Regions from separate parts of the Homo sapiens genome. Here regions 1, 2, 3, 4, 5 and 6 are each linked to region 7. Evidence: chromatin loops called from intact Hi-C (ENCODE). Cell type or tissue: CD4-positive, alpha-beta T cell. All regions are shown on one strand.

The links. Peaks named below come from ENCODE experiments on the same cell type or tissue, not always from the same donor. Only the 100,000 strongest peaks of a DNase experiment are listed, where the experiment ranks them.
Region 1: it touches region 7 in a loop (3-fold over the local background); 20 of 110 quality-filtered maps call a loop at or near these places.
Region 2: it touches region 7 in a loop (7-fold over the local background); 5 of 110 quality-filtered maps call a loop at or near these places.
Region 3: a loop joins it to region 7, with 16 times the contacts of the local background. A loop is called at or near these places in 10 of 110 quality-filtered maps.
Region 4: it touches region 7 in a loop (12-fold over the local background); 5 of 110 quality-filtered maps call a loop at or near these places.
Region 5: a loop joins it to region 7, with 12 times the contacts of the local background. A loop is called at or near these places in 79 of 110 quality-filtered maps.
Region 6: it touches region 7 in a loop (7-fold over the local background); 15 of 110 quality-filtered maps call a loop at or near these places.

The regions. Positions count from the first base shown.
Region 1 is chr1:9,624,682-9,628,681 of GRCh38, reverse strand. LOC105376712 (a long non-coding RNA gene) reads left to right here. Exons shown (of 2, transcript XR_946951.2): 2 at 1-235. It also overlaps a transcript of PIK3CD not described here. Among named protein-coding and RNA genes, the nearest start is that of PIK3CD, 25 kb to the left of the region's middle. RefSeq lists enhancers at 720-1,184, 2,372-2,511 and a silencer at 1,292-1,631. In CD4-positive, alpha-beta T cell, CTCF peaks have their summits at 1,361 and 1,562 (motif pointing left); DNase peaks (open chromatin) are centred at 711, 1,491 and 2,351; H3K4me3 peaks cover 2,404 bases; H3K27ac peaks cover 1,098 bases.
Region 2 is chr1:9,493,099-9,497,098 of GRCh38, reverse strand. No RefSeq gene overlaps it. Among named protein-coding and RNA genes, the nearest start is that of SLC25A33, 44 kb to the left of the region's middle. In CD4-positive, alpha-beta T cell, CTCF peaks have their summits at 1,489 and 1,688 (motif pointing left); a DNase peak (open chromatin) is centred at 1,658; H3K4me3 peaks cover 397 bases.
Region 3 is chr1:10,030,377-10,034,376 of GRCh38, reverse strand. UBE4B (ubiquitination factor E4B) reads right to left here and starts at 1,419. Exons shown (of 28, transcript NM_001105562.3): 1 at 683-1,419. The coding sequence starts at 706. RefSeq lists enhancers at 552-601, 993-1,647 and silencers at 1,162-1,381, 1,412-1,801. In CD4-positive, alpha-beta T cell, a CTCF peak has its summit at 1,735 (motif pointing right); a DNase peak (open chromatin) is centred at 1,526; H3K4me3 peaks cover 1,208 bases; H3K27ac peaks cover 1,367 bases.
Region 4 is chr1:9,782,821-9,786,820 of GRCh38, reverse strand. The region is part of intron 1 of CLSTN1 (calsyntenin 1); the gene reads left to right. Among named protein-coding and RNA genes, the nearest start is that of CLSTN1, 39 kb to the left of the region's middle. RefSeq lists an enhancer at 1-497. In CD4-positive, alpha-beta T cell, a CTCF peak has its summit at 2,067 (motif pointing left); a DNase peak (open chromatin) is centred at 2,090; H3K27ac peaks cover 15 bases.
Region 5 is chr1:10,493,169-10,497,168 of GRCh38, reverse strand. PEX14 (peroxisomal biogenesis factor 14) reads right to left here. Exons shown (of 9, transcript NM_004565.3): 2 at 1,848-1,895. Among named protein-coding and RNA genes, the nearest start is that of PEX14, 20 kb to the right of the region's middle. RefSeq lists an enhancer at 1,681-1,740 and a silencer at 2,203-2,497. In CD4-positive, alpha-beta T cell, CTCF peaks have their summits at 2,040 and 2,242; DNase peaks (open chromatin) are centred at 908, 1,898 and 2,338; H3K4me3 peaks cover 1,681 bases; H3K27ac peaks cover 1,426 bases.
Region 6 is chr1:10,865,227-10,869,226 of GRCh38, reverse strand. No RefSeq gene overlaps it. Among named protein-coding and RNA genes, the nearest start is that of CASZ1, 71 kb to the right of the region's middle. RefSeq lists an enhancer at 492-1,363 and a silencer at 1,853-2,082. In CD4-positive, alpha-beta T cell, CTCF peaks have their summits at 1,736 and 1,937 (motif pointing right); a DNase peak (open chromatin) is centred at 1,946; H3K4me3 peaks cover 761 bases; H3K27me3 peaks cover 2,903 bases.
Region 7 is chr1:10,428,830-10,432,829 of GRCh38, reverse strand. It overlaps CENPS-CORT (CENPS-CORT readthrough), which reads right to left and starts at 2,397. Exons shown (of 4, transcript NM_199006.3): 1 at 2,262-2,397. The coding sequence starts at 2,312. CENPS (centromere protein S) reads right to left here and starts at 2,397. Exons shown (of 5, transcript NM_199294.3): 1 at 2,262-2,397. The coding sequence starts at 2,312. RefSeq lists an enhancer at 1,750-1,799 and a silencer at 2,050-2,299. In CD4-positive, alpha-beta T cell, a CTCF peak has its summit at 2,450 (motif pointing left); DNase peaks (open chromatin) are centred at 1,749, 2,139, 2,429, 2,819 and 1 weaker place; H3K4me3 peaks cover 1,758 bases; H3K27ac peaks cover 896 bases.

The DNA of each region.
Region 1 (4,000 bases), 800 kb after region 7:
CCACCAACTCTGGGCCACCTCCGTGTGAGGAAGGCAAAGAAGGCAGTCTGCCCGGTCACTGAGGCTGAAACCTCAGAGCTGAGCTGTGGCCTCCACTCACCCACCACTGGCCCATCCTCCCTCCACGGCAGGGGCGCCTTTCCCAGAAGGCTCTGGCGTTGCTTAGACCACAGCGGAGGCCGGTGCTCAACTTTTAGAATTGCTGTTGGAAATAAATAATTCATATATGTAAAAATGCTTATAATCGTGCCTGACACAGAGTGAACCCCCATAAAATGTGAGTGTTTGAGCTATCCTTCTAGTATATTCTAGAATGGCATCTTTGGGCTTTGTGAGACTGGATGTTTCTGCGCTAAGAGTATTTTTCTTTCTTTCTTTTTGAGATGGAGTCTCACTCTGTCACCCAGGCTGGAGCGCAGTGGCACAATCTTGGCTCACTGCAACCTCCGCCTCCCAGATTCAAGCGATTTTCCTGCCTCAACCTCCCGAGTAGCTGGGGTTACAGGAATGCGCCACCACGCCCAGCTAATTTTTGTATTTTCGTAGAGACAGGGTTTCACCATGTTGGCCAGGCTGGTCTCAAACTGGTGACCTCAGGTGATCCACTGGCCTCAGCCTCCCAAAGTGCTGGGACTACAGGCGTCTCGCTCTGTCGCCCAGGCTGGATCGCAGTGACGCGATCTCAGCTCACTGCAGCCTCAACCCCCTGGCTCCTGCGGGAGGTGCCATCTGCCTCCATGGTTCCTCCATTGTTCTCAGATCAACAGTGGGGCTCTGCCACCCGCGGCCTCTGTTCCCTGTAGCCGTGGGCTGCGGGGCTGCGGAACTAGAAACAAGAGGCCCCCTGGCCTTTAGCATCGAAGGCCCCTCCTCTCTCTACTGCCTTTGGGCAGCAGTCATCCCTCAGCACCAACAGCACCCGGGGCCAGCAGGGAAGGTGGCCGCGATAAGGGAGGCCTGGCCGCCCTTCCCTTTGTGCAGGAGACTCAGCCCCTGGTCCTCAGCCACCCCAACATCACAGGGAACTAGAATCATAAGTTAATATCTGTAAAGTGCCCAGAACCATGCCAGACCTGGATGAGAACTCAGTACACATGTTATCATCATCATCATCACCACTGTCACCTAATTTAATCCTTACAGCCGCCCTGTGAGATCAGCGTCATGCTCCCACTGACGGGCGCGAAGTCTGAGGTGGAGAGAGGCGAGGCCCACGCCTTCGTGCAGGCAGCTGCGCAGGGATTCAAACCCCAGCCTGTTGGATGCTCGTGCTCTCAGCCTCGTGCACGGGTTTCCATCTCCGCGGGTGTGAAGCCAGCTGTGGAGGTGCACACCTCTGTGCTGCCGCCACCCCTGCAGGAGGCAAAGAGGCCGCCACGGAGCCCGGGTGCCCGGAGCCTTAGGTCGCCCAGCCGGCGTCTCCCCCGGGCATCCGCTCCCCGACCTCGCGGCCTCCGGGTTGGGCGCCAGGGAAGCGCGCGGCGCCACCTGGTGGTGATGCCTGGCCAAGGCCACAGCCGCCTGCAACCCTCAGCCCCTGGCTCAGCGGCTCCCCCTGCTGCCCGCCCGGCGGCGCCGCGTGGTTTCCGCCGCACTCTCGGGACTGGGAAAGCGGAATTCACTTTCTCTCCTGCCCGCTTCCTCCAGGGATGGAGAAATGAGCGTAAACCCTGGCGCTGCTGGGGTCCTGGGGCAGGTACTGAGTCAGCAAAGCTCATTTTGTTGAAACTGTGTTTTGTGTCCCTCCAAACCTCCCATTTCTTTTTTTTTTTTTTTTTGAGACGGAGTCTCTCTCCGTCGCCCAGGCTGGAGTGCAATGCTGCGATCTCGGCTCACTGCAACGTCCACCTCCTGGGTTCAAGAGATCCTCCTGCCTCAGCCTCCTGAGTAGCTGGGATTACAGGCGTGCGCCACCACACCCAGCTAATTGTATTTTTAGCAGAGACGGGGTTTCACCATGTTGGCCAGGCTGGTCTTGAACTCCTGACCTCAGGTGATCCGCCCACGCCTCGTCCTCCCAAAGTGCTGAGATTACAGGCGTGAGCCACCGCGCCTGGCCTCCTTTCTTAATTCCTGCATTGCAAGTGGCAGATTGTTCTAGAGCTGCTTGCCGCAGCCTTGGTACTGGCAGCTCAGCCTGGAGCTCACCCTCCCTTCCTCCCTGCCCAGCTCTGCGACCCTGTGCCCCGGACCCCCTCTCCAGCAGCCTTGGGGGCGTCCCCACCCAGGCACTTGCAGGCCCCTGCAAACGGAATCTGCCCCAACCCGACTCCCTGGCCACCCGGATCTGCCCCTGGCTCACTCTTCCTTTCTGCTTCAGCGAAAGCTTATCCCCTCTCTCCTCTGTGGTCAAAGCAGAAATCCCCAACAGGGTTCACTTCTCTCTCTTGCCCGCAGCCTCATGCAGGTGTTGCCAAGTCTTGCTGTCTGAGATGGTCAAGGGATAGGGGCTACAAGTTACACCCATTCATTCTGCACTTTATCAAATGCCACCAGTATGCCCTGAGGATACAGCAGTGACCAAGTCCCTGCCCTGGAGGATCTTCTAGTGGGTGGGTGGGCGCGGCTGATGATACAGAAACAAACAAGTACATTCCTAACATCTTGCACAGTGGTAAGTGCTAGGGAGAAGAGTAAAGTGGGGTAGGGCCCTTGGTCACCAGTGCCATGTCCCAGGTGCCGCCTCACCCCACTCGGGCTCCCACACCCCACCAATTGCCTTTCTCACTCCACTCTGACTCCCTGAGAGGACTCCCTCCTCTCCACCCCTGCCAGGCTCTGATACCTCCCAGCAGGTCGCCCTCCTGGGTGACTTCCACCCTCACCTGGCTGGAGGTCTGATGGGCACACCTGGCCACCCAGGGGGGCCGCTCCATGGCTTGTAACTCCCCCAGTGCCTTTTGGACTGAATTTCCAAGGAAGGGAAGGAAAGAAATGAAAGGCAAAGAGGGAGAGCTGTCCCTCAACTTGATATTATATCTTGAAAAATCTGCCGGGCGTGGTGGCTCATGCCTGTCATCCCAGCACTTTGGGAGGCAAAGGTGGGCAGACTGCCCGAGATCAGGAGTTTGAGACCAGCCTGGCCAACATGGTGAAACCCTGTCTCTACTAAAAATGCAAAAATTAGCCGGGTGTGGGGGCGCATGCCTGTAATCCCAGCTTCTTGGGAGGCTGAGGCAGGAGAATCGCTTGAACCCAGAAGGCGGAGGTTTCAGTGAGCCAAGATCATACCACCACACTCCAGCCTGGGTGACAGAGCGAAACTCCATCTCAAAAAAAAAAAAAAAAAAAAAAAAGAAAAAAAAGTTTGTGGCCTGGCACACTGGCTCAGGCCTGTAATCCCTGCGCTTTGGAAGGCTTAGGTGGGAGGATCGCTTGAGGCCAAGAGTTTGAGACCAGTCTGGGCAACATAGCAAGACCCTGTCTCTACAAAAGATTTTAAAAACTATCTGGGTGTGGTGGTGCACACCTGTGGTCCTAGCTACTTAGGAGGCTGAGGCAGGAGGATTGCTTGAGCCCAGGAGTTTGAGGCAGTGAGCTGATTGTGCCATTGCACTTCAGCCTGGGCAACAGAGTAAGACCCTGTCTCTAAAATAAATAAAAAGAGAAAAATCTCAAACTCTCAAAAAAAAACAAAACAAAACCCAACAAACAAACAAAAAAAACAAAATACAATGAAGACATATACCCTAAAGAAAGGTATCTCCAGCCTGGCGCGGTGGCTCACGCCTGTAATCCCAGCACTTTGGGAGGCCGAGGCGGGTGGATCACGAGGTCAGGAGATTGAGACCATCCTGGCTAACAAGGTGAAACCTCGTCTCTACTAAAAATACAAAAAAAAAAAAAAAAAAAAAAATTAGCGGGGCATGGTGGCGGGTGCCTGTAGTCCCAGGCACCTACTCCTACTCAGGAGGCTGAGGCAGGAGAATGTCGTGAACCTGGGAGGCGGAGCTTGCAGTGAGCCCAGATGGCGCCATTGCACCCCAGCCTGGGCGACAGA
Region 2 (4,000 bases), 940 kb after region 7:
CATCAAGGACTTGGAGGAGGCGGGGGTGGTGACCCCCACCACATCCCCATTCAACTCTCCGATTTGGCCTGTGCAGAAGACAGATGGACTTTGGAAACTGATAGTGGATTATTGTAAACTTAACCAAGTGGCGACTCCAAAATTCACACATCTCTGGTCCCTGCTACTGCATGCAGCTGTTGATCTGACCAATGCCTTTCTCTTTATACCTGTCCATAAGGCCCAGCAGAAGCAGTTTGCATCCAGCTGGTAAGGCCGGCAATGCCCCTTGGCGGTCTGGGCTGATGGGTATATCAGCTCTCCAGCCCTATGTCACAGTTTAGTTCACAGTCATCTTGATCACCTTTCCCTTCCACAAATATCATGCTGGGGCTGGGCACGGTGGCTCACTCCTATAATCCTAGCACTTCAGGAGGCCGAGGCAGGAGGATCGCTTGAGCTCAGGAGTTTGCGATCAGCCTGGGCAACATAATGAGACATCATCTCTCTCTCTCTCTCTCTCTTTTTTTGAGATGGATTTTTTGCTCTTGTTGCCTAGGCTGGAGGGCAATGGTGCAATCTCGGCTCACTGCAACCTCCGCCTCCCAGGTTCAAGCAATTCTCCTGCTTCAGCCTCCTGAGTAGCTGGGATTACAGGCATGCGCCACCACACCCAGCTAATTTTTTGTATTTAGTAGAGACAGGGTTTCACTATGTTGGTCAGGCTGGTCTTGAACTCCTGACATCAAGTGATTCACCCGCCTTGGCATCCCAAAGTTCTGGGATTACAGGCATGAGCCACTGCGCCTGGGCCGACATCATCTCTATAAATTTTTTTTTTTTTAAATTAGCCAGGCATGATGGTGTGTGCCTGTGGTCCCAGCTACTTGGGTGGCTGAGGCAGGAGGATTGCTTCAGCCCAGGAGTTCAAGGTTGCAGTAAGCCATGATTGTGCCACTGAACTCCAGCCGGGGTGACGGAGTGAGACTCTGTTTCACAAACAAACAAAAAACACAAAGATCCCCAAAACGGTGGAACTTCAGACAGTGGAATATTACTTAGTGCTGAAAAGAAATGAGCTAGCAAGTCAAGAAAAGACAGAAGGAAGCTTGAGTGCGTATCACTAGTGAAAGAGGCCAGTCTGAAGAGCCTACATGCTGCATGATTCCAGCTATGTGACATTCTGCAAAAGACGACACTGTGGAGACAGTAAATAGTTCAGTGGTGGCCAGGGGTTGGGGGTGGTAGGGAGGGGTGAACAGGCAAAGAACACGGGATTTTTCGGGCAGTCTAACTATTCTTATGCCGCTACAATAGTAGATGCACGCCATAATGCATTTCACATTTGTCAAAGCCCGTAGAATGAACACTACCAGGAGTGAGCTCCGGTGTCAGCTCTGACTTTAGTGACAATGACGTGTCGACTGTAATGGAGGTACCACACTCTCCTGGGGGATTTTGGTTTCGGGGGAGGCTGTGTGCAGGGCGACTGAGAAGCAAGGGCGGGGGCAGTTGAGAGCCTGCCCCGGGCTTGCGTCCCGGCACCCTCACTATCCAGCTGGGGTAGTTGCCACCCCGCACCCGCAGTGCGGGTGAGGACCGAGGGGTAACAGTGCATGGCGCAGGGCGGGCGGCGCGGGGCGCATCCTCTTCCGAGGCCATCGCGGCCGCTTTCCCGCGCTTCCTGCCGGCGCTGCTGCGCCCCCTGGTGGCCGCACGAGGAGTGGCCGCTCTGGGGCGCTACTTGAGGCGGGGCTGCCCTCGCGTCCGCAGTGGCCACCCTTGCGGTGGGCACTGCGGTATGACCTACTAATCAAGGTCCCCAATGGTAGCCACGCTGAGTTTTCTCCCCGCCTGCTTTCTCGAGGGTCCTGAGCCACCATCCCCAGGACCAGATTGGGGGACCCTTGGTGGCCCCTCTGGAAGATGGTAGCCTAAAGCCCTTTACCCAGCCACTACCAACCTTACCCAGGACGAAGACCAAGCCCCTCCCCTCCCCGCTCTGCCCCTCCGGCTCTCCCAGGACACACCCCAAGCGGCGGAGAGAGGCAAACCTCCTCCCCCCGGAATGCCCACAGCAGCCCAGGGTAGCCCATCCACTCACTAAACCAGAGCTGCCAGGGTGGGGAATGCAGAGAGGCCCCCTCCCAGGACCCTCCCTCTATGAGCGAGAAGACCAGGGAAGGGCTCTGCCACCTGGTTTTTGAGGGAGGCTGAGTGTTAAGACACGCAGAGGTGATGCTAAAAGGAGAGGGTGCCAGGGTTTACCGGCCGCCTCCTTCTCTCCCAGCAACTCCAAATAAGAATTTTTATTTTTATTTAGAAAAAGTCGTACTTTGTTGCCCAAGCTGGCGTGCAGTGGCGTGATCTCAGCTCATTGCAACCTCTGCCTCCCGGATTCAAGCGATTCTGGTGCCTCAGCCTCCCCAGTACTTGAGATTACAGGCATGAGCCACCACACCCGGCTAATTTTTGTATTTTTAGTAGAGACGGGGTTTTGCCATGTTGCCCAGGCTGGTCTCAAACTCCTGAGCTCAGGCAATGTGCCTGCGTCGGCCTCCCAAAGTGCTGGGATTACAGGCGTGAGCTACCGCGCCTGGCTATCAAATAATAATTTCAAAAAATTAGCAAAGTATGTGTTTTAAGTTCTCAAGTTGATGGTTATAGTTTAATTCAGGAAGGAAGAAATTAGGAGAAAGCAATAATCTACAGGTGAAATAATGGATGAGCCATTAGGGAAAAATTCTAGAATTTCACTTTTAAAAACCCATTTGTGAGGATAAAGTATTTATTTATTTATTAAGATGGCGTCTCACTCTGTTGCCCAGGCTGGAATGCAGTGGTGCGATCTTGGCTCACTGCAACCTCCGCCTCCCAGGTTCAAGTGGTTCTCCTGCCTCAGCCTTCTGAGTAGCTGGCATTAAAGGCGTCCACCACCACACCTGGCTAATTTTTGTATTTTTAGTAAAGATGGAGTTTCACCATGTTGGTCAGGCTGGTCTCAAACTGCTGACCTCATGATGTGCCTGCTTTGGCCTCCCAAAGTGTTGGGATTACAGGCATGAGCCACTTCACCTGGTCGAGGATATTTATTAATAACTTCTTTTTTTTTTTTTTGATGGAGTCTTGCTCTGTGCAGTGGCATGATCTTGGCTCACTGCAACCTCTGCCTCCCGGGTTCAAGTGATTTCCAGCTAATTTTTGTATTTTTAGTACAGACAGGATTTCACCATGTTGGTCAGGCTGGTCTTGAACTCCTGACCTCAAGTGATCTGCCCACCTCGGCCTCCCAAACTGCTAGGATTACAGGCGTGAGCCGCCGCACCTGCCCAATAACATATTTTTGTATTATTTTCTGGTATTATTCTCCAATGGCTGATGACATCTTTCATGTAAATGGGCCCCTGGCCGTAGGCCAGCTAATAGCCACCCCTGTGTCCTCCTTTGAGGGAGCCCTGAAGTCCTCCTTTCTCCCCAGGTCTTCCTTGTTAGTAAGGCATGAATCCCAGGACATACTGAGTGTGACTGGATTCTGGAGGCAACTGGCCAACAGGTGAAGGTGAGCTGACCCGCAGCTGGGCGGTGGCCACAGCCACAGCAGGAAGAGCAGCCTGGGAACCATGATGGGAGTGAACTGAGAACTGGAAGAAATTGTGTGTCTGTGTTTGTGATTTTTTTTTTTTTTTGACATGGAGTTTTGCTCTGTCGCTCAGGCTGGAATGCAGTGGTGTGATCTCAGCTCACTGCAACTTCCGCCTTCTAGGTTCAAGCGATTCTCCTGCCTCAGCCTCCTGAGTTGCTGGGATTACAGGTGCGTGCCACTACGCCTGGCTAAATTTTGTATTTTTAGTAGAGATGGGATTTCACTATGTTGGCCAGGCTGGTCTTGAACTCCAGACCTAAAGTGATCCACCCGCCTCGGCTTCCCAAATATGTTTGTGATTTTAGTCTGGACCTGCACAGGCTGTGAAATCAGGGCATTTGAGCCATGTTTGTCTAAATTTCAAAGGGCTGTGTTGGC
Region 3 (4,000 bases), 400 kb after region 7:
TTCCACTTGCTTCCCGTTCAGTCTCTGCTACAGCAAAACACAAGTTTGAAAGATTCAAGAAGTAGGAAAAGATAGAATGTAACAGAAGAATGCCAGAAGTCATTAGTGGTCTATTAAGTACCAGAATATAACTGGAATTCTCTAAACTGTGGAGAAGATACATATTTTGTTAAATATCAAAGAATCTGTCTGTAAACCACCCCTCAAGCAAAAATATATGTTTAATCAAGCTTATACAGTGCAATAACCACACATATCTGGAATTTCAAATGCTTTCTTTAAAAATATTCACCCACCATACATTCTCATTCCATCCAAAATTGTTCTTTAAATTCCTGAAGACACAGACACACACACACTTTAACTTCATGTAAATCTCGCCCTTCTTGTTCGCATACCCTGAAGAAAAGAATAAACACCTCAAGATGCTCTCTCCTCTTGTTCATACCCTAAAAGAACACTCGGAAAGAAGCAAATGGAGTTCAGAATGAAGAAAGAAGGCAACAGAATAAAGGAGAACAAAACCAGAGACCCTATCGGGGAGTCACGTTATTCTTGGAAAATATCATCTCCGTTCCTTCTCCAAGCCCAAAGGCCAGACAGCACTGGCGCAATACCATCCCTGTCCAAAGCGCTAACGAGTTGCCAACTAATCCCTCAAGGTGTCCCCCAACCTCCTCACCTCATCAGCGCTCAGCTCCTCCATCGCTTTCCTCTTAATGGTGAAAGGCGTTAAGGAGAGATCCTTCTGTTCTCGAGACCACGGCGGGAGGAAGGAGAGTGGAAGGTGTCTATCAGGCTGTCTGGTCCCCCGAATGGGGGAGGTTTCAGAATTGCATAGTCAGAGGTTAAAAAATAAGAACACGAGAGGCACTAAACTGCCTTGGCTTCGGTCACTCCAGTCGCCCCACAGACTACTACAGCCGCTTGTTCCCTGAGCAGCCTCCTTTGGCCGCCACTGCTGCTGCTACAGGGTTGTCTTAAGGCGCCACTTATTACCCTCTGCTTCCCAGGTTACCCAGCTAGGCAGCGCGGTCTCCAGTTCGTCTCGTGCCCCGAGCCTGCTGTTTCTTCGTGATAGTGGCGCGGTAGCTGCGTTCCTACAGCAGATCCTGCTCTCCTTCCTACCCTTTGCTCCTGGCGGGAACTGGTCGACTGCAGAGTGGATACCCCGAGGTAAGGCGACCCCACAGCCGTCCTGGCAGAGCCCAGCACTGTAAGGGAAGCCCCTCCCCTCCCAAAGCAGGCCGGCCACGCCCCGCCTCCACGCCGGAGCCCGGGTAGGGGGGAGGGGGAGGATGGGATGCGCGTAGCTCTCGCTGGAAGAGTAAATCCTCCTACCCCTCCACCCCTACTCTTTCCCCCTCGCCCCACCAAGTATTATTCATCAAAACAACAGGGCGGCCATCTTTGAAAGGGATCACGTGACCCCCGTCAGGGAGGCGGGGCTTCTGGCGCCGGGACGTGGCAGCCAATAGGCCGCGGGCGCCGCGCCGCCGAGTTCCTCTCGCCTGCGTCCTCTCCCCGCCTCCGTCCCACCCCGTCCCGCGCAGCCGCGCCGGACGTGGGGAGGGGCAAAGGGAGGCTGGCGGCTGGGCGGGGCGTTGCCACGGCGACCGCGCTGGGGCTGCGGGCGCGGCGGGCCTGAGCCAGGTAGGCTGGCAAGGGGAGGGACGACTCCCAGACTCGCGTCGGGGAAGATCCACCAGAAGGTGGCGCTGGCCCGCGGCCCGGGGGCCCGCCGCGCCTCCGTTGTTCCCAATCGCCTGCTTTTCTGTGACTTGGGGGCCTAGAAACACCTCATCGCTCCCACTGGACTGTGCGCGCCCGCCGCCTAAGCGAGGGAAAAGAAAACGGAAAACGTCTCCTTGACCCCGGGAGCGTGATCTACCGTATTGAGCGCTCATTTTCTGAAACATCTGCCACACACTCTTCCACCTCCTCCAGGAAAGCCCAGTTGGAAGAAAACTCGAACACAAGAACTCCCATTCATTTTATTTTACCTTGGCCTTTTAGAGATACTTCCTGGGTTTTTTTTTTTTTAAGTGTGTTCAAAAAGTATTGGTAAAATTTGAAAGTATAAATGGATGAGAGACCCAAATCACTGAATTGTACACAGCAAATGCAAGGAAGACGTTTGGAGTCAGTGGGGGAAAACCATCCTCCGGTGCACAAGAATACAAATATTTGGCCGGGCGCGGTGGCTCACGCCTGTAATCCCAGCACTTTGGGAGGCCGAGGCGGGCGGATCACGAGGTCAGGAGATCGAGACCATCCTGGCTAACACGGTGAAACCCCGTCTCTACTAAAAAATACAAAAAATCAGCCAGATGTGGCGGCGGGCGCCTGTAGTCCCGGCTACTCGGGAGGCTGAGGCAGGAGAATGGCGTGAACCCGGGAGGCGGAGCTTGCAGTGAGCCGAGATCGCGCCACTGCACTCCAGCCTGGGCGACAGAGCGCGACTCCATCTCAAAAAATATATATATATGTATGTATATATATATTTATAAAATATAAATCTAAGTTGAGCGATCAAAGTAACAGTACCATGAAATTCCAGATTTTGCCGCTGACGAAGACTATAAGTGGATTGGATGGCTCACTAAGCCATAAAGACTGCATTCCAGAATTAAGAGTTACAATGTATTTGCTACATGCTTAAAATAGGAACCTGACTACTAGATATGTAAGGAATTTGTGAGTAAAAATATGTAAGGAATTTGTGAGTAAAAATAAATCACTGCTGGCTTTGCATATTATCTGCTCTCCAGGAAAGGAATTCTGTGTAAGCCAGAACTTGAACCCCTGGTGACATTGATGTTAAAAGTTTACTTTTTTTAACCTCATTATTGCCATCTAATTTACATACCATACAATTCACCCAATTAAGGTGTACAGTGGTTTTATTATGTTCACAGTTCAGTCATCCTCACTGTCCAATTTCAGAACATTTTCATCATCCCAAAAAGAAACCCTCAAAGCCATTAACAGTCACTCCCGGGCTGGGCGCAGTGGCTCACGCCTGTAATCCCAGCCCTTTGGGAGGCCAAGGCGGGTGGATCAAGAGGTCCGGAGTTTAAGACCAGCCTGGCCAAGATGGTGAAATACAAAATACAAAAATTAGAAGGGCGTGGTGGCGGGCACCTGTAATCCCAGCTACTTGGGAGTCTGAGGCAAAGAATTGCTTGAACCCGGGAGGCAGAAGTTGCAAGGAGCCGAGATCGTGCCACTGCACTCCAGCCTGGGCAACAGAGCGAGACTCCGTCACAAAAAAAAAAGACTCCTGCAGGATAACTACCTTCTGTCTTGGTGAATTTGCCTATTCTGGACATTTCACATCAGTGGAGCAATACACCGTGTGGCCTTTGGGGTTTGGCTTCCTTCACTTAGCATATGTTTTCAAGGTTCACGCATATTGTAGCATATATCTGTACTTCATTTCTTTAATGCCAAATGTATCACTGTATTGCTGTAGCGCATTTTGTTTATCAATTCATAGTGATATTTGGGTTGTTTCCACCTTTTGACAATTATGAGTAATGCTGCTATAAACATTCATGTACAAGTGTTTGTTTGGACATATGTTTTTATTTTTATTCCTTTTAGGCATATACCTAGGAGAGGAATTGCAGGATTACATGTTTGACTTTTTGAGAAACTGTCAAACTGTTTTCCAAAGCAGCTGCACTGCCACCAGCAATGTGTGAGGGTTCTAACTTCTCTACATCTCTACCAACAATGGTTTTTGTCTGTCTTTTTTATTGTAGCCACACCAGTAGATGTGAAATGGTATCTCTTTGTGGTTTTGTTTTTCATTTTCCTAGGAGCTAATGATGTTGAACATCTGCTTAGGTTTATCTTCTTTGGACAAATACCTATTCATTCATATTCTCTGTTCTTTTTTTTTTTTTTTTTTTTTTTTGAGATGGAGTCTTGCTCTGTCACCAGGCTGGAGTGCAGTGGCGCGATCTCAGCTCACTGCAACCTCCACCTCCCAGGT
Region 4 (4,000 bases), 650 kb after region 7:
CGATGTAGCTCTCAGGCCCTGTGAGCTGGGTAGTGGTGAGCCCATGCCCAGCCATAGACCGCCTGGTGGCGGACAGGCAGGTGTCCCAGCCTGTGAGCAAGAGAGTGGATCCAGATGTGCAGAGCTTGCAAACAGCTCTCACCTTTGTTTTTTTTTTTTTTTTTTTTTTTTTGAGACGGAGTCTCACTCTTGTCAGCCAGGCTGCAGTGGAGTGCAATAGCACAATCTCAGCTCACTGCAACCTCCACCTCCCGGGTCCAAGCAATTCTCCTGCCTCAGTCTCCTGAGTAGCTGGGATTACAGGTGCCCACCACCACACCTGGCTAATTTTTAGTGTTTTTAGTAGAGACGGGGTTTCGCCATGTTGGCCAGGCTGGTTTCGAACTCCTGACTTCAGGTGATCAGCCTGCCTCGGCCTCCCAAAGTGCTGGGATTACAGGCATGAGCCACCGCGCCCAGCCTCACCTTTCGTAGAACAGCTGCATTGTGTGTAACAGTATGTGGTGGTATGATGCTTGTCCTGGGAAAAGTGAATAAATGCAGGGAAAGTTTCACTGTACTATTAAAAAACTCAATTGTTCTGTTAGCTTAAGAATTTATTTGACACTTAATGTGTGTGTTTTTTGTTTGTTTGAGGCAGGTCTCGCTCTGTCACCCAGTCTGGAGTGCAGTGGTGTGATCTCAGCTCACTGCAACCTCCACCTCCCAGGCTCAAGCGATTCTCATGCCTCAGCCTCCCGAGTAGCTGGGAGGTCCCAAGTAGCTCCCAAGTGTACCACCATGCCTGGCTAATTTTTTCCTATTTTTTGTAGAGACAGGGTTTTATCATTTTGCCCAGGCTGGTGTCGAACTCCTGAACTCAAGCGATCCACCCACCTCAACCTCCCAAATTGCTGGGATTACAGGCATGACCTACCGTGCCCGGCCTTAATGTGTTTTTATTTTAAAAATTAACTTCAAGCTGGGTGGGGTGTCCCACACCTCTGAGACAGAGTGAGACCCTGACTCGGAAAAAAAAAAAAAAAGAAATTCACATCAATGTAATGCACAAATTATTAAAGTGGCTCTTTTAAAGTGTACAAGTGATTTTCATGTAGACATCATTGGTTTTCCTTAACGGGGTGGATGTCAGTCAGTGGTTCTCAAGGGAGGAGGGAGGAGGATTGCCCCCAGGGGATCTTGGGGAATGTCTGGAGACACTTCTGGTTGGCACATCTTGGTGGGGAGGCCGCGGACATCCAGTGGTTTTGAGGCCGGGATGCTGCTGAACGTCCCACAATGCACGGGACAGCCCCACAGCTAAACATTGTCTGGCCCAGAGTGTCCAGCTGTTGAGAAACCCTGATCTAAATAATGTCTAAGCTATGTATTTGGTGTTTCAATCAGCCCTTTAAAATTTAGTTTGTTTGGGATTCTGATGAAGAAATCCTTAAACCTGTGCATACAGAGATTCTTTGGCAGTGTTCAGTCTTTGGAAAAAAAAAAATAAGAGTAATTAAAAAATCTGTTTTACAGCTGGGTGCAGTGGGTCACGCCTGTAATCCCAGCACTTTGGGAGACTGAGGCAGGCGGATCACTTGAGGCCAGGAGTTTGAGACCAGACTGGCCAACATGGTGAAACCCTGTCTCCGCTAAAAATACAAAAATTAGCCAGGCACGGTGGATCACCTGAGGTCAAGAGTTCAAGACCACCCTGGCCAACATGGTGAAAACCCCTCTCCTCTAAAAATAACAAAAATTAGCTGGGAGTGGTGGCACACATTGTAGTTTTATTTCACTTCAGCCTGGGTGACAGAGCAAGACTCTCAAAAAAAAAAAAAAAAAGAATTTATGACTAGGGACAATACTTAGAGACCCAGAGATAATGCCTTTTTATATTTTGATTTTAAAACTGTGAATATTTTACCTGTTCCAAATGCTTTTTTGAGGAAAAAAAGAATCAGCTGGAGATTTTAAACTTAGAGTTTAAGATACTTTTCTACCCATGTCATCTTTAACAAGGGCCTACTAGCTCGCCTTTGGAAATTAACTAGCAGGATTTTAAAATCAAAGCCTGAGAACTTGGAGCATGCAAGGGCACCTGTCACCACCTGCTGGCAGTGTTCCTTAATTGCAGGTTCTTATGATAGACCAAGGTTTAAAAGTTGAATCTGCAAATGAAACCTGTAACATCATCTAGGATTTATAGGTGAGACGCCAACAGTCTCTTGCAATATTTAGCTGTTGTTTTTTAAGGGCAGACATGACCAACCTACGTGTCATGATAAGAGGCACACATCACACTCTTGTTTGAAACAGTGGGTTTCTTTTTTCTTTAGAGATAGTCTTGTTCTCCCTGAGGCTGGACTGCAGTGGTGAGATCTTGGCTCACGGCAGCCTGTAACTCTTGGGCTGAAACATTCCTCCTGTCTCAGCCTCCCGAGTAGCTGGGAGTACAGGCATGTGCCACCATGCCAGCTAACTTTTTTTTTTTATTCAAGAGGGAATCTCGCTTTGTCACCCAGGCCGGAGTGCAAGTGACACAATCTCTGCTCACTGCAACGTCTGCCCCCCAGGTTCAAGAGATTCCCCTGCCTCAACCTTCCGAGTAGCTGGGGTTACAGGTGCATGCCACCACGCTTGGTTAATTTTTTTTTTTTTTTTTTTTTGAGATAGAGTTTCGCTCCTGTCGCCCAGGCTGGAGTGCAGTGGCGCAATCTTGGCTCATTGCAACCTCCGTCACCCTGGTTCAGGCAATTCTCCTGCCCCAGCCTCCCAAGTATCTGGGATTACAGGCATCTGCCACCACGCCTAGCTAATTTTTGTATTATTATTATTATTATTTTTTGAGATGGAGTTTCACTCTTGTTGCCCAGGCTGGAGTGCAATAGTGTGGTCTCAGCTCCCTGCAACCTCTGCCTCCCAGGTTCAAGCAATTCTCCTGTCTCAGCCTCCCAAGTAGCTGGGATTACAGGCACCCGCCACCACGCCTGGTTAATTTTTGTATTTTTAGTAGAGACAGGGTTTCACCATGTTTGCCAGGCTGGTCTCGAACTCCTGACCTCAGGCCATCTGCTCACCTTGGCCTCCCAAAGTGCTGGTATTACAGGCGTGAGCCACTGTGCCCGGCCAATTTTTGTATTTTTTTAGTGGAGACGGGGTTTCACCATGTTGGCCAGGCTGGTCTCGAACTCCTGACCTCAGGTGATCCACCTGCCTCGGCCTCCCAAAGTGCTGGAATTACAGGCGCGAGACACTGTGCCTGGCCTAATTTTTGTGTTTTTAGTAGAAACAGGGTTTCACCACATTGGCCAAGCTGGTCTCGAACTCCTGACCTCAGGTGATCCACCCGCCTTGGCCTCCCGAAGTGTTGGGATTACAGGCGTGAGCCACTGTGTCCAGCCTAATTTTTTAAAACATTTTTTTGTAGAGACGGGATCACACCTTGTCACCCAGGCTGGTGTCGAACTTCTAGGCTCAAGCAATCCTCCTACCTGGGCCTCCCAAAGTGTTGGGATTATGGGTGTGAGCCACTGCGCCTGGCTGGAAACCGTGGATTTCTAGTTACAAAGTCTTCTTTACTTACAATCAGGTTTATCTTCTGATAAACCCATCTTTGTAAAGTCTAAAAATCCTAAGTTGAGCCACTGTAAGTGGGGAACCATCCATATGAGTGAATAAACCGGAAAGGAACTGTTCGTGTACTGGGTTGACTGATATCAGGGCCACCCTGGGACCTGTGGTTGGCGTCTGGGCTCTGCAACCAACCTGCTGAAATCCCCGTTACTTGTGAGACTTAGGCATGGGTCCAGCCTCTCTCTCTCTTTTTCTTTTTGAGATGGAGTCTCGCTCTGTCACCCAGGCTGGAGTGCGATGGCGCGATCTCAGCTTACTGCAGCCTCCGCCTCCCAGGTTCCAGCTATTCTCCTACCTCAGCCTCCTGGGTAGCTGGGATTATAGGCGTGTGCCACCACGCCCGGCTAATTTTTGTATTTTCAATAGAGGCGGGGTTTTACCATGT
Region 5 (4,000 bases), 64 kb before region 7:
GCTGCAAATGCTTGGCCAAAAGCAATAAGGGCATGACTGAGAGACTGTGGGAGTTTAATATAAAAAATTTAATAAACAAAAAAGTGGGGGAAGGAGAAAGGGTCTACCTTTTAATAGGGCCCTAATTACCCAACTCATAGGATCAGCCCAAATGAGATGGGAGTTTATTTCGGGGGTTTTTTTAATTATTATTTTATATATATATATAAATTGCCGCTATGTGTTTTCTTTCCTCTGAGCAATTATGCAGCAAGTACGTAAAGAGGAGAAAAAATATTAATTAAATATAAGGTAATTGTGGAGTTGGCCTGGAGAGAATGAGTCTGAACTCTGGACGATCACAGGCTACTAGGGTTTGAAGACTGCTCAGGGCCTCCCAGAAAAGAAAGAAATAAAAATACAACCAACCAACAAGCAGATGCACAGTACAGCAGGAAGAGCAGGGCACAGAAACACTAGCAGAGCAAGGGGTCTGCAGGGCTCCAAATACCAGAAATCAGTGAGCTGGCCAACTGCTCAGGGCTCCCAAAGAGCTTGTCGAATCAAGCCCCAAAAGATGGACTGGCCACTCCTCCGATGACCAGTTAAATGGGTACATCAAAATTTGAAAAGAGAGAGGAAGGAAAGGACTGCAGCGGCCTATGGTGTTCAATCTGCACTTCAGTCTAAAACAACCACAACTTCGGCCTGAGGGGCACTGAGGCAGGCCCCAGGGAAGCAGGCAGACGTCCGGAGAGACTAGCAAGGTGGGGCCTCCTGGGCTTTCCCACCACCATGACCTCAAGGAAGGAACTGGGCAATACCAAAAGAGTGAAACGAGGCCACCGTGGGAGTGCTGGGATATAAGCCCGTAACTGGTGACGTAACAGCAGGTGACATGAATGACAACACTGCTCCCCTGAAACAGTCCCAGCAGTGCTTGTATCACCTCGGCCTTTCTACAGACAGCTCAACTGGATCCAACTCGCCCTCAGCCTGGGAAAGCCTTCGTACACACTGGAATTCAGACGTGTTCATACCCGCTAAGTCCCTCACGTCATCTCCTCCCGCGACTGCCAGAAGGGGAGTGAAGCAGAACAGGTGAAACCACAGGCCCTGCTGAAACAAAGCCTTGGCAGTACAGCCCTACGCCTGCTATCGCTACGCAGGAAGAAAAAGCTCTGAAAAGTTAAACCTAGAGCTGGCTCTCCCATCAAACTTATCTGGTTTATACAGAGCCAGTCTTACTACCCAGCCAAGAGGACTTACAGCAGGCCCTGAAAAGCAAAAAAGAATGAAAATGGGGTGGGCAGCCTGGGACTCTGGCCACCAAATGAAAAGCACTTGGGAGAGAAAATTACCTGCAGTGCTTAATAGGCCTCTTCCCTATCCATAGTCTAAGAAGACAGCGTTGGGAATGACAATCACACAATTACTGACCAGGCAAAACCAGAATTCCATCGCTTACCTGTTCTTTAAAGACCACTGAGGCGCTCGCACCCTGAGGGGCAGAGCAGAGGGCGGCTACTTCAAACAATCTAGAAGCCCAGCCACCTCACTCCACCTCAGCCTCCCACGGGCGCAGGAATCTCACTAATTACTATTGATCAGCCACAAACAAAGTGGTGCAGGACCATCTGGGGTGGATGCTTTTAGTCCTAGAAAGGACCAGCCTTTACTAAGGAGAGATCTCACTCGTCCCCACACGCGAGAAGAGAAGTCAGAGGTCACTGACAGAGGCAGTCTCTAGGTAACAGCTACTTTTAAAGGGACACTACTGACGCAGAACCATAGGAACAGAAGGTTTCTTTTCACTCGCGTGGCATTTTAATTACTAGAAAGTGATACCACATATCTTGGGTACTTACCAGCGGCTCTCGAGGCAGCACATTTTCACTTCCTGGAGTAGAGCTTGGCTGCAGAGAAAAATGGAAACAAAAATAAGATCACAGTGCCACCCAATGGACATCAAAAAACCAAAGATGTTCCGTTCTCAAACGATGCACGCTGGCACCTCTTTCTCACATCTCTCACTGGTTTTTCACGACACAAGAGTATTTTGCAGTGGACTACCTGTAAAAAGTAGCCCAAAGAGTCTGAATTCACCAGGGAAGATGAAGACTGTTTCTGGGTTCACTTGTCACACCACTCCAAGAACAAGGCTTGGTTCTGCTCAGGAAGGCCCACGATCACCTACTGAGCAGCAAGGGCTGGGGACCATCCCAAAATCCACGGGAAGAGTAGAGTCCAGAGAAAAGGCCTGAAGAGAGAGCACAACACCTCCTCTTTCTGCCACCTCCCCAACGTCAGGGGACTGGGAAGAAAAGTCGCGCAGCAGTGGAGAACCAGATTCCACCACCAGGGGGCCCCAGCTGCCCACGCTCAGGATTTTCTCTGGGCATCTAGTTTCTGGAGCCCAGAAGCCAGTAAACTACACAGGTTCCTATTCATCACCTGCCACTAAGGACACCACCCCACAATAGTAAAGAAAGCCCCAGGCTTAAATCCTTCTTGGAAATAAGCTAGTGACAGGCTGGCATATAAGCAGACCAACCTCCAGGCGAGCAGGCAGCACTGTGGCCGAGGCCCTGGCTCTAGCCCGTTTCCTCTTCCTTGGGGCCACTACCTCACCCTCACAGGCGCCTTCGACCCTTGACTGATCTGGCCAAAATTTAGAGAAAGGGAGAGGCAGAGGTAGAGACAGATTCTGAAGAAATTTACAAATCTCCAAAAGAATAAAGTAAGCAGGTATGCTGCTAAGTGAGCTATGATTAGTTTACTGTGACTGATGGTCAGGCCAATTGCCATCTATCTACAGTTAATATCCAGACAAGTGCAGCAAAATCTGTGTGTCCCAGGAGACAGCCTGCAGCCTCCATTCTCCCGGCTATTACAGATCAGATGGAAGTGCCAGGCCGCCTTGGAAAAGGACAGAGGCCCGGTCTGCAGAGGGTTCCCAAAAATTCCTCATGCCCAGCTACTACCACATTAGCTGGCACACAGCACAGTGGCAAGCACTCTGCTGGGTGAAGGCCTCTATCCCTCCATCCGAAGTCCTGTCCCAAGAGCCTCACCACCCCAGGACAAGAGGTCAGCCAGCAGGAAACGATCTAGAAAGTGAGGGTCCGTCTCAGGGAATGTGAGCAAGCTTCCCCTGCCTCCCTGCCTCCTGTCCTCCCAAAGCTCCAGGCATTGGTAACTTCAAACCTTTAGAGCTCCAGCCCACACCCCTCTGAGATACACATCCGACTGCCTTCCTGCCTCTTCTTGGAGTTAAGCTGCCCTGGAGCAGACTCACAGTCCTCTCTGACACATATGTCTTCTTCCAGCATTCCCTCTTGGCATGAATGGGACAAACTTCACCAAATGATGTAAACTAGAATCCAAAAGGCCATCTTGAGACAGCTCTTTCTCCCTCGCTCCCAGAGCTAACTCATTACATCAAGTCTGCCATACTCCTTCCTCAATATCCATGGAAGAGTGGTGTAAATGCCAGCACTTTGGGAGGCCCAGGAGGATGGATTGCTTGAGCCCAGGAGTTTGAAACCAGCCTGGGCAACATGGCAAATCCTCGTCTCTACAAAAAATATAAAAATGGGCCAGGTGTGGTGGTGTGCGCTTGTACTCCCAGCTATTTGGGAAGCTGGGGCAGAAGGATCCCTTGAGCCTGTAAATTCAAGGCTGCAGTACACCATGATCACACCACTGCACTCCAGCCCAGGTGACAGAGCCAGACCCTGTCTCAAAAAAAATTAAAAAGTCCATGGAAACAATCCATCCGTTTTTCTCCATCTCTACTGCCATCACTTCAGTCCAAGCTACCAAAATCCCCTGCCTGGACCACTGCGTCAGCTTTCTCATCAGTGCTGGCGCTCTTCCAATTCATATTCTGGGATGCAAACAGACTATCATTTCCAAAGGAGAATCTGCTCGTCCCATCCCTTGTCCACCCACTCACCCCAGTAAACACAACAAATTTAAGGGCTTCTCCTTGCTCTTAGAAGACAGAAAAACCTCAGCG
Region 6 (4,000 bases), 440 kb before region 7:
GATGACAGTTAGTGGATAAATAAGTACCTCCTCCCCGCTCCCAACACCTCTTGGGACAGTCTGGAGCGGAGATCCGCAGGCTCTGCAGGGTCCCCAGGTGAGCTGAGGACCGGCCACCCACACAGGAACTGGCCTGTGACACGGCTTCCTGCATTTTGCCTCCCCTCTCTCTTACCGTTTTCTTTGGGGATCACGCCCAAATAAAGGAGGGGTGAGACCCCCAACTTACTAACAAGAATTATCTTAGCAGACAGAATTATCTTGGGCCGTCCTGCGGGACTCTACACATCCCTCCTCTCTTCTGGCCCATGCACCCCCCTGGGACACAGGTAGAGTTTTTATTTCCAGTTTACAGATGAAGGAACAGAGAGGTAAGACTCCTTGGTCAAGGTAACAGAGCCAAGCAAAAGGCACATAGGGGCTGGAATCCAGGCCTCGCCTGAAGGAGCAAGATTCCAGGGCAAAGGTTGCTAATGGTTGTCAGATATCATCACCTTAAACCGTTGTTTCCTTAAGAGCCAAACGATTTGGGAAACTCTTGTGGGAACCACGTGTTTGCATGTGTGGCCCACTTCATGCATTTGCCTTGCCAGTCTAGGCCCAGGGCAATTGAGTTTGCAACTCATTTTTAGTGACGCAGACCAACTGCTGCTCCAATGGGGAGGGCTTGTAGCCCAGCGCAAGGTTTGAATCTGATCTCCTGGACATGGGGTCCGGGACACAAAGCAGCGTCTGGGTGGGGGGATGGAGTTCCTCTGCCCAGCTCCACGCCTCTTGGCTCATCTCTGAGCAGCTGTGTGATCTTTGGCCCATGGCCGCACCTCTCTGGGCCTTGCTTTCCTCATCTGTAATATGGGGCTTGCAATCTGAATGTGTGGAGTGTTGCTGGGACGAGAGATCTCAACACGAGCCAGCATCTCAGCAGATGCTCAACAAATGGCCCTGGGTCCCCAGCCCCTGTGATGGTTGTTTCTGCCTTCTGGCTTATTAAGGCTGGGCAGGGAGTCAGGGCACAGCAGGAACCACGGGGGATGGAAGGGGGGTGTCATTAGAATCTGTTCTCAGTGAGGAGAGGCCATGAGGCCGAGAGGCTGGCCCAGCTCCCCAGGGGCCTGCGTGATTGGGAGCTAAAGCAGCTGCCTGAAAGAGGCCTCTGCTCTCCTCATTACCTGCCTGTTAGCAGGACTGGCAGGCTTGAAGAACAGGCGACTGCGTGCAGGCTGATCCCCAGAGAACACAGGCATCTTAGGGGACACTCCAAGCCCGGCGGGGGCCTGCTCTTGGTCATCGCTCCCCCCACCGTGTCCTCTACCACCCAAGCAGATCGTCTGCAGCCAAGAAGATCCAATCCTCCCACCAAGAAGACCCCAGGAAGACACTTCCCGGACCCTTATTCTAAAACCACACAGACCCATCTATACACAGTGGGCTTTCCCGTATTTCATTTGAACTTAAAAAAAAAAGCCTTCATATCTCAACGTTGTAAATATTCTGCAGAAACTTGGAAACTCTTATGAAATTGTTTGTACTCATTTTTATAAACGAATGAAATCTCCTTCTCTGCTCTGTCCTTCCGAGCCTGTCCTTCTCTGAGGCTGCAAGTCCTGGTCCAGAAGCCCTGGGGTGAGGGTGAGACGGAATGGGGGGGTCCTGGTCCCCACTGCACCGCGAACCCGGGAGCACAAGAAGGGGCTCTGGCTTGGGCTCTGTGCAGCCTCCCCCGCCTCCCCAAACTCATTCCTCGGTCTTGGCGTGAGTAGGAGGCTGCTCCCCTGACGTGGAGGGTGGGGGAGGAGGGCCTGGCCGGGTCGGGGTTGAGGCGGGGATAGAGGCAGGAGCTCCCTCCCGGGTGGGCAGGGACACGTGCGGGTCCTGGGTCCGGCCGGGTTCGGGCGCGGCGGGGCCGTCCCCGCGCCGCCCGCGGCCGCCGGTAGGGGGCGCCTTGGTCATGCATTATTCATCGCCGGCGCCCGCCCGCCCGCGCCTCCCTCACGGCCCCCGCGCGGGCTGCGGGCTGCGCCGCGGAGCGGGAGCGCGGAGCCTTCACAATATTGTGGCAGCTCCGCGAGTGACGGATCCGGGGAGGCGGGGGCGCGCAGCCTCGAGCGGCTGCGGGGGCGGCGGGGGTTGGGAGGGGTCCCGGGGTGGGGGCGAGGCTGGGTCACCCGGCCTCGAAGCGGGCTCAGGCGGGGGGCTGGCCGAGCGGAGGGCGGAGGCTGCAGCGTCCGTCTGTCCGTCCTCCATCGAGTCAGCTGGGGCAGAGGGAGCATTGGCTCAGCGTGAGGGGCGGGGGATGTGATGGGGAGCAAGGTAGGCGCGGCCCCATCGTTCTCAAACTTACATTCAAAGGTTGCGGGGGTGGGATGCCGATCCAAAGCATGTAAACAGACAAGGAAGATAATTCCAGGCGAGCGCTCTGCAGAAAATAAAACTCGGCTGGGGCTGTTCGGATGGCCAGGGAGGTGACGTTTGTGCAGAGACACTACTGGCAAAGAGGGGCCTGACCTTGGCCAGTCCCTGGGCCACTGGAGTTTCTCTCTGCCCGGCCCCTGGCCTTCTAAAGGTGCTGTAAAAGTCAGCACCCCAAAACCTACACACATCCTGAGAAGCAAGGAGGAGGGTCTTGGGGAGACCCTGCTGCGGGCTGAGGCCCTGAGATGGGGTTCCTGCCCAGCCTTCTTCTGGTTACAGCAGCCAGTAAGCTCTGGGGCCCTGGGCACTGGACATCAGAAGGGTCAGGTTCAAGGTGCCCCCCCTCCCCACTCCTGCACGGGGCGCTGGGCTGGGGAAACTTGGGATCCTGGAGTCTGAGCAGCTCAGCCCCTGGTGGGGGGCTTGGTCCCTCGGCCTCCCAGCCCTCAGCTCCAGGGCCGGGGCTGGTGGGGGGGCAGGTGGGGGGGCAGGTTGGGGGGCAGGTGGAGGGCGTGGGCTCAGGGTCACAAGCATCGGATTTCCTTTCACTTGTACAAAGACTCATTGACGCCTGAGCACATCAATATCCTTAATGACAGTGAGAGGAGCTGGGACTCCAGACGGCCCAGCCCGAGCCCCCCACCCCGCCTCCGCCTCTCCTGTCCTCTCCCCTCCCGGCTCACTCTTCCTTCCTCCTTCTCTCCTGATTCATGTCCCCTCTCTCCTTCTCACTCTCTCTCTCCTTGTTCCGTTCCTCTCCCCTCTCTCTCCCTCACTCCTGCTTGCCTCTCTCCTTTCCTCTCCCCTCCTCTCCCTTGGGTCCTGGTATCTTTCCTCTTCTTTTCTTTCTTTCCTTTTTCTCTCAGCTGTCTCCTCTCCTCTCTTCTCTCCCCTCCCCTCCTTTCCTTCTTCTCTCCCCATTCCCAGGACCTCACAGCTCTTGGGCATTCACAAACTTTCACCCAGCGAGCTGGAGGCTCCAGTGGGCAGCCCCTCTGTCTGTCTGTCTGTCTGTCTGTCTGTCTGTCTGTCTGTCCTGGCCAAGGCAGGCTTACACAGTGGGGCCCTGGGAGAGGCTGCTCCGCTCTCAATCCCGCAACCGCGGTCCCGGAGGGCCCTGGGCTTCTGCCTTTCCCGCGGGCCCCAGGCTACTCTGGGAAATGAAAATGGCAAGTTTGGGTGCGGGGCACCATGGGTGAGGAGAGAGTTTTGGGGAGGATTTTCTGTTTTGTATTTTTTATGACCATATATAATTTCGCATTTCTCCCCTCAGCCTCTGCCTCCTTGGCTCCCAGATGTGTCCCACATTGAAGAATTATCTCTCCTCCCTAGAGTGAAATAAATGCAATCAATATGAGTATTGCTCTCAGGGCCTTGAAATATTACATTAATGTTCCATGTGGTGACATTTTAGCTGGAATTTTCAAATACATTATGATGGTTCAAATTAATATTTATCAGATCAGCTTTTATATTTTGCAAAAGAGAGAGAGAGGGAGAGAGGGAGAGAGAGAAAAGGAAAGACAGAGAGAGCATTATTAAAATACGAAATGCAGATCAAGTCTAAAATCGATGGTCCATTTTCCCA
Region 7 (4,000 bases):
TCGAACTCCTGGGCTCAAGTGAACCTCCTGCCTCAGCCTCTTGAGTAGCTGGGACTACAGGCCCACAACACCCTGCCCGGCTCAAGGTCATCTTTTTTAGGTATGGGTGGGGGTCAGGGTACAGGACATGAATTCTTCTGAATGCTCTTGGCTCCAGGAATTTTTCTCAGATCTTCCTCCTCCTCCTCCTCCCCTCCCCCTGGCTGGGCTGGGGTATCACTGCACTTAGAGGCTAAATCACTAAACTCCTCAAGGGCAGGACCCTGTCAATTTTGTTCACTGCTGCCTACCAAGTGCCTAGAACAGTTGGTTACATGAATGGGGGGAAATCGTCTACAAGCTAATCACAGCTGAGGGGCAAATTTCTCAGCCCATCTTTGCAGCTTCATCAGTAAGCATTTGTTGGTCTATTGAGAGCCAGGCTCTGTTCTAGGGACTAAGAACAGGCCGGGCACAGTGGTTCACACCTGTAATCTCAGCATTTTAGGAGGCCAAGGCGGGCAGATCACTTGAGGTCAGGAGTTCAAAACCAGCCTGGCCAACATGGTGAAACTGTCTCTACTAAACATACAAAATTAGCTGGGCGTGGTGGCAGGGGCCTGTAATCCCAGCTGCTCAGGAGGCTGAGGCAGGAGAATCTCCTGAACCTGGGAGGTGGAGGTTGCAGTGAGGCGAGATGGAGCCACTGCACTCCAGCCTGGACAACAAGAGTGAAACTACGTTTCAAAAAAAACAAAAACCAACCAAAAAAAAACAGGGTAGGCAGGACCAAAGATGACTAAATGCAATGCACCATCCTTAACTGAATCCTGGATGAAGGAAAAAAGACAGTTAAAAGAAACATCTTTAGGACAAGTGGGGGCACTTGACAATGCACATTCAATAGAGTTTTATCAAAATTAATTGTCCCACTTCCTGAGTGGGACAATTTATTGAAATGATGTAGTAGGAGAATGCCTTTTTTTTTTTTTTTTCTGAGATGGAGTCTCGCTCTGTCACCCAGGCTGGAGTGCAATGGTGCGATCTCGGCTCACTGCAACCTCCGCCTCCCGGGTTCAAGCGATTCCCCTGCCTCAACGTCCCGAGTAGCTGGGATTACAGGCACCTGCCACCACACTCGGCTAATTTTTGTACTTTTAGTTGAGAGGGGGTTTCCATGTTGGCCAGTCTGGTCTCGAACTCCTGACCTCAAGTGATCTGCCCACCTCGGCCTCCCAAAGTGCTGGAATTACAGGCGTGAGCCACCGCGCCCAGCCAATGCCTTGTTTTTGGGAGATGTGTACTAAAGAATTAAAATGTAAAGGCGAAGTGTCAAAATATCTGCAATTAATTCTCCAATCGCGGGGCTGGGAGGGAAGCATGGGAGCAAACAGAGCAAAATGCTAACTAGTGGTGAATCAAGGTGACGGGCATCTGGGCATTCTGTACCGTGTTCTTGCAACTTTTCTGAAGGTTTGAACTTCTCAAAAGACAAGGGGCAGGGTAGACAGCTGCTGCAGTGTAACTTTGTAGAGAGGAAACTCCCGCGTCTGGAGCTCATTCCCGCGTTTCTTCAGTCCGTCCTCTTTAAGGTCGCCACTCCGGGTCTTGCTTTTAAGCCTCTTCACGGCAACGTTCTCAGCCTCTGACGCCCCATATGCCCGGCGCTGATGAAAGGAACGAATGGGATGCCCGCAGCTACCCTGACAAGTGATTATTCTTATGACGATTTTGCAGAGAAGAAAATTGCGTCTGGGCCGAGTCGATACGATCACAAGTTGGCGGGGCAGAGATTCGAACCCACATCTAAGGACGAGCTCTGGGCCTGACTGGTCCGCACCGCGTCCCTGCATCAGTAACGAGGGGTCGACGCCTCCAGGGCCAGCGTTCCAGAGCTCCGGCCCGAACCGCCCACCGCGTACGGGCGTCACCTGGAATGTCTAATGCCGACGTTGTACCCTCACGAAAACCCCATCTGAGAAGGGGAAACCGAGGATTCATCGCAAGGCCAGAAGGTGGCCTCTCGCCGCCGGACCCCGGCGCCCGCACGCTCCCCTAGAACCGCTTCCTCCCCAGCCAGCGCAGGCCAGGGTCCAGCCGCGTTGCCGCGGAAACCGCCTCCCAGCACCACCCGCGGCAGTTAAGCCAACGCATGCGCAGCCGCGGGGGGCGCCCGGGGGCGGGGTGCCGATGAGAAGCCGCCGGGGGCTGCCGGGTACTTTTCTGTCCAGAAACTCGACGCCGTCCTGCCCCAGCCCAGCCCGACCCCCGTTTTCCTGTACCTGTTGGTAAGAGAATCGCTGCTGCTCCTCGGTCTCCGCCTCCTCCTCCATCACTGCGGGCCGACCCTGGGCAAACGCAGGAGGGCCGAGAAGGGGCGGTGGTGCGCGGCCAGGTCGGATTTTCCCGCCGCGGCGCGAGCGACGGGCCGCGCGGGCGGACAAAGTACGCAGCTCCGCCCTGCCTCGCGCGCCCCCTGGCGGCGCTCCGTTGAGGGGATTCCGCCGTCGGCCTCCAGCCAGCCCCCTGCTCAGCTTGCTCTGCGGAGGTGGCCGGGCGACGCGGGGACATGACCACCGAGGTCACTGCTGCACCCCAGAGCCTGATTCAGCGCCTGGCACAACGCTGAGCACCACTCTCCGCGAAACACGTGTGCGCATAGGTGCAAAGCGTGTTCCAGTCGGGTGTAGAGGATGCGTAGCCCACGATTTACAGATCATGTAACGCAGTACACATTATCAGGAGCTCCATGCACCTGTACCTCAGGTGTATCTTGCAAAATCGACCATCAACTTTATCATTCTATCACCAACAATAGCGTCACAAAGACTACAATGAGTGAACGACCCGTGACCTCATTCAGCGAGTGGAACAGGAACTGCGTTGTTGCCATTGGCAGGAGTATAGTTCTGACACAAGTGTTACTGTTTTTCCTTTATGTTAACGATGAAGTGAGACCATCAAACCCAATTTTGGTTTGTTTTTATTGTAGTTTTTTGAGAGGCAGGGTCTCACTCTGCCGCCCAGGCTGGAGTGCAGTGGCACCACCAAGACTCACTGTAACCTCCACCTCCTGGGCTCAGGTGATCCTCCCACTTCAGCCTCCCAAGTAGCTGGGACCACAAGCCTGCATCAGCGCACCTGGCTAATTTTTATTTTTTGTAGAGACCAGGTCTCACTATGTTGCCCAGGCTGGTATCAAACTCCTGGCTTCAAACAATCATCCCACCTCAGCCTCCCAAAGTGCTGGAATTACAGGTGTGAGCCACCATGCCCTGCCTGTATTTCTAGGTTTTTGTTTTATTATTTTTTATTGCCTATATTTCTGTATTCTGCATTTGTCACAAGCAGGTGCTACTTTCAGAACGAAGGAAAGCACATAAAGCCACTCCTTGTCTTCCTTTCCCAGGGACGTCCCTCAAGTTCCCTAAGCTTGCCAGGGGCTGAAACCCAGATCAAAGCTTTTTGGAGGAATCAGCCTTCTGAGGACTTTCCTCTGCATCTGCTCAGTGGGTGGCATCTGGAAATGACAGGCACTTCTCGCCTCTGTCCACTGCTCTCTGTGGGCATCCCAGTCTACCTGGACAGTCCTCCTGCCCAAGCAGGGCAAGCCTCTGACGGATTCCCCTAATGGGCAGCATGGGGCTGGGCAGGGCAGGCCATCCAGAGTGAGACCAAGCCTGCAGCAGGAGAGAAGGCCGGTCGCTGGTTGGTGAGCAGCCCCATTTAGAGCACACTGTGGCTGCAAAGCCCAGCTCCCTCCCTTGAGCCTGGTGACCCCAAGCAAGTCACAGGACGTGGCCAAGCTTCATGTCCCTTATTTATCAACTGGGGACAGTAGTTCCAACTTCACAGGGCAGGTGTCAGGTTTTAAACAATTGCCTCACATAAGAGCTAAAGAAATTGTAACAATTCGTCCCAGGAAGTTCCTGTGCTTTGTACCTGTGTGTTCCCTCATTTTAAAGCAGTTGCTTCCCAGGATTAAAGAACAGTATTCCAGTGACATGTGTGCAATACAGAG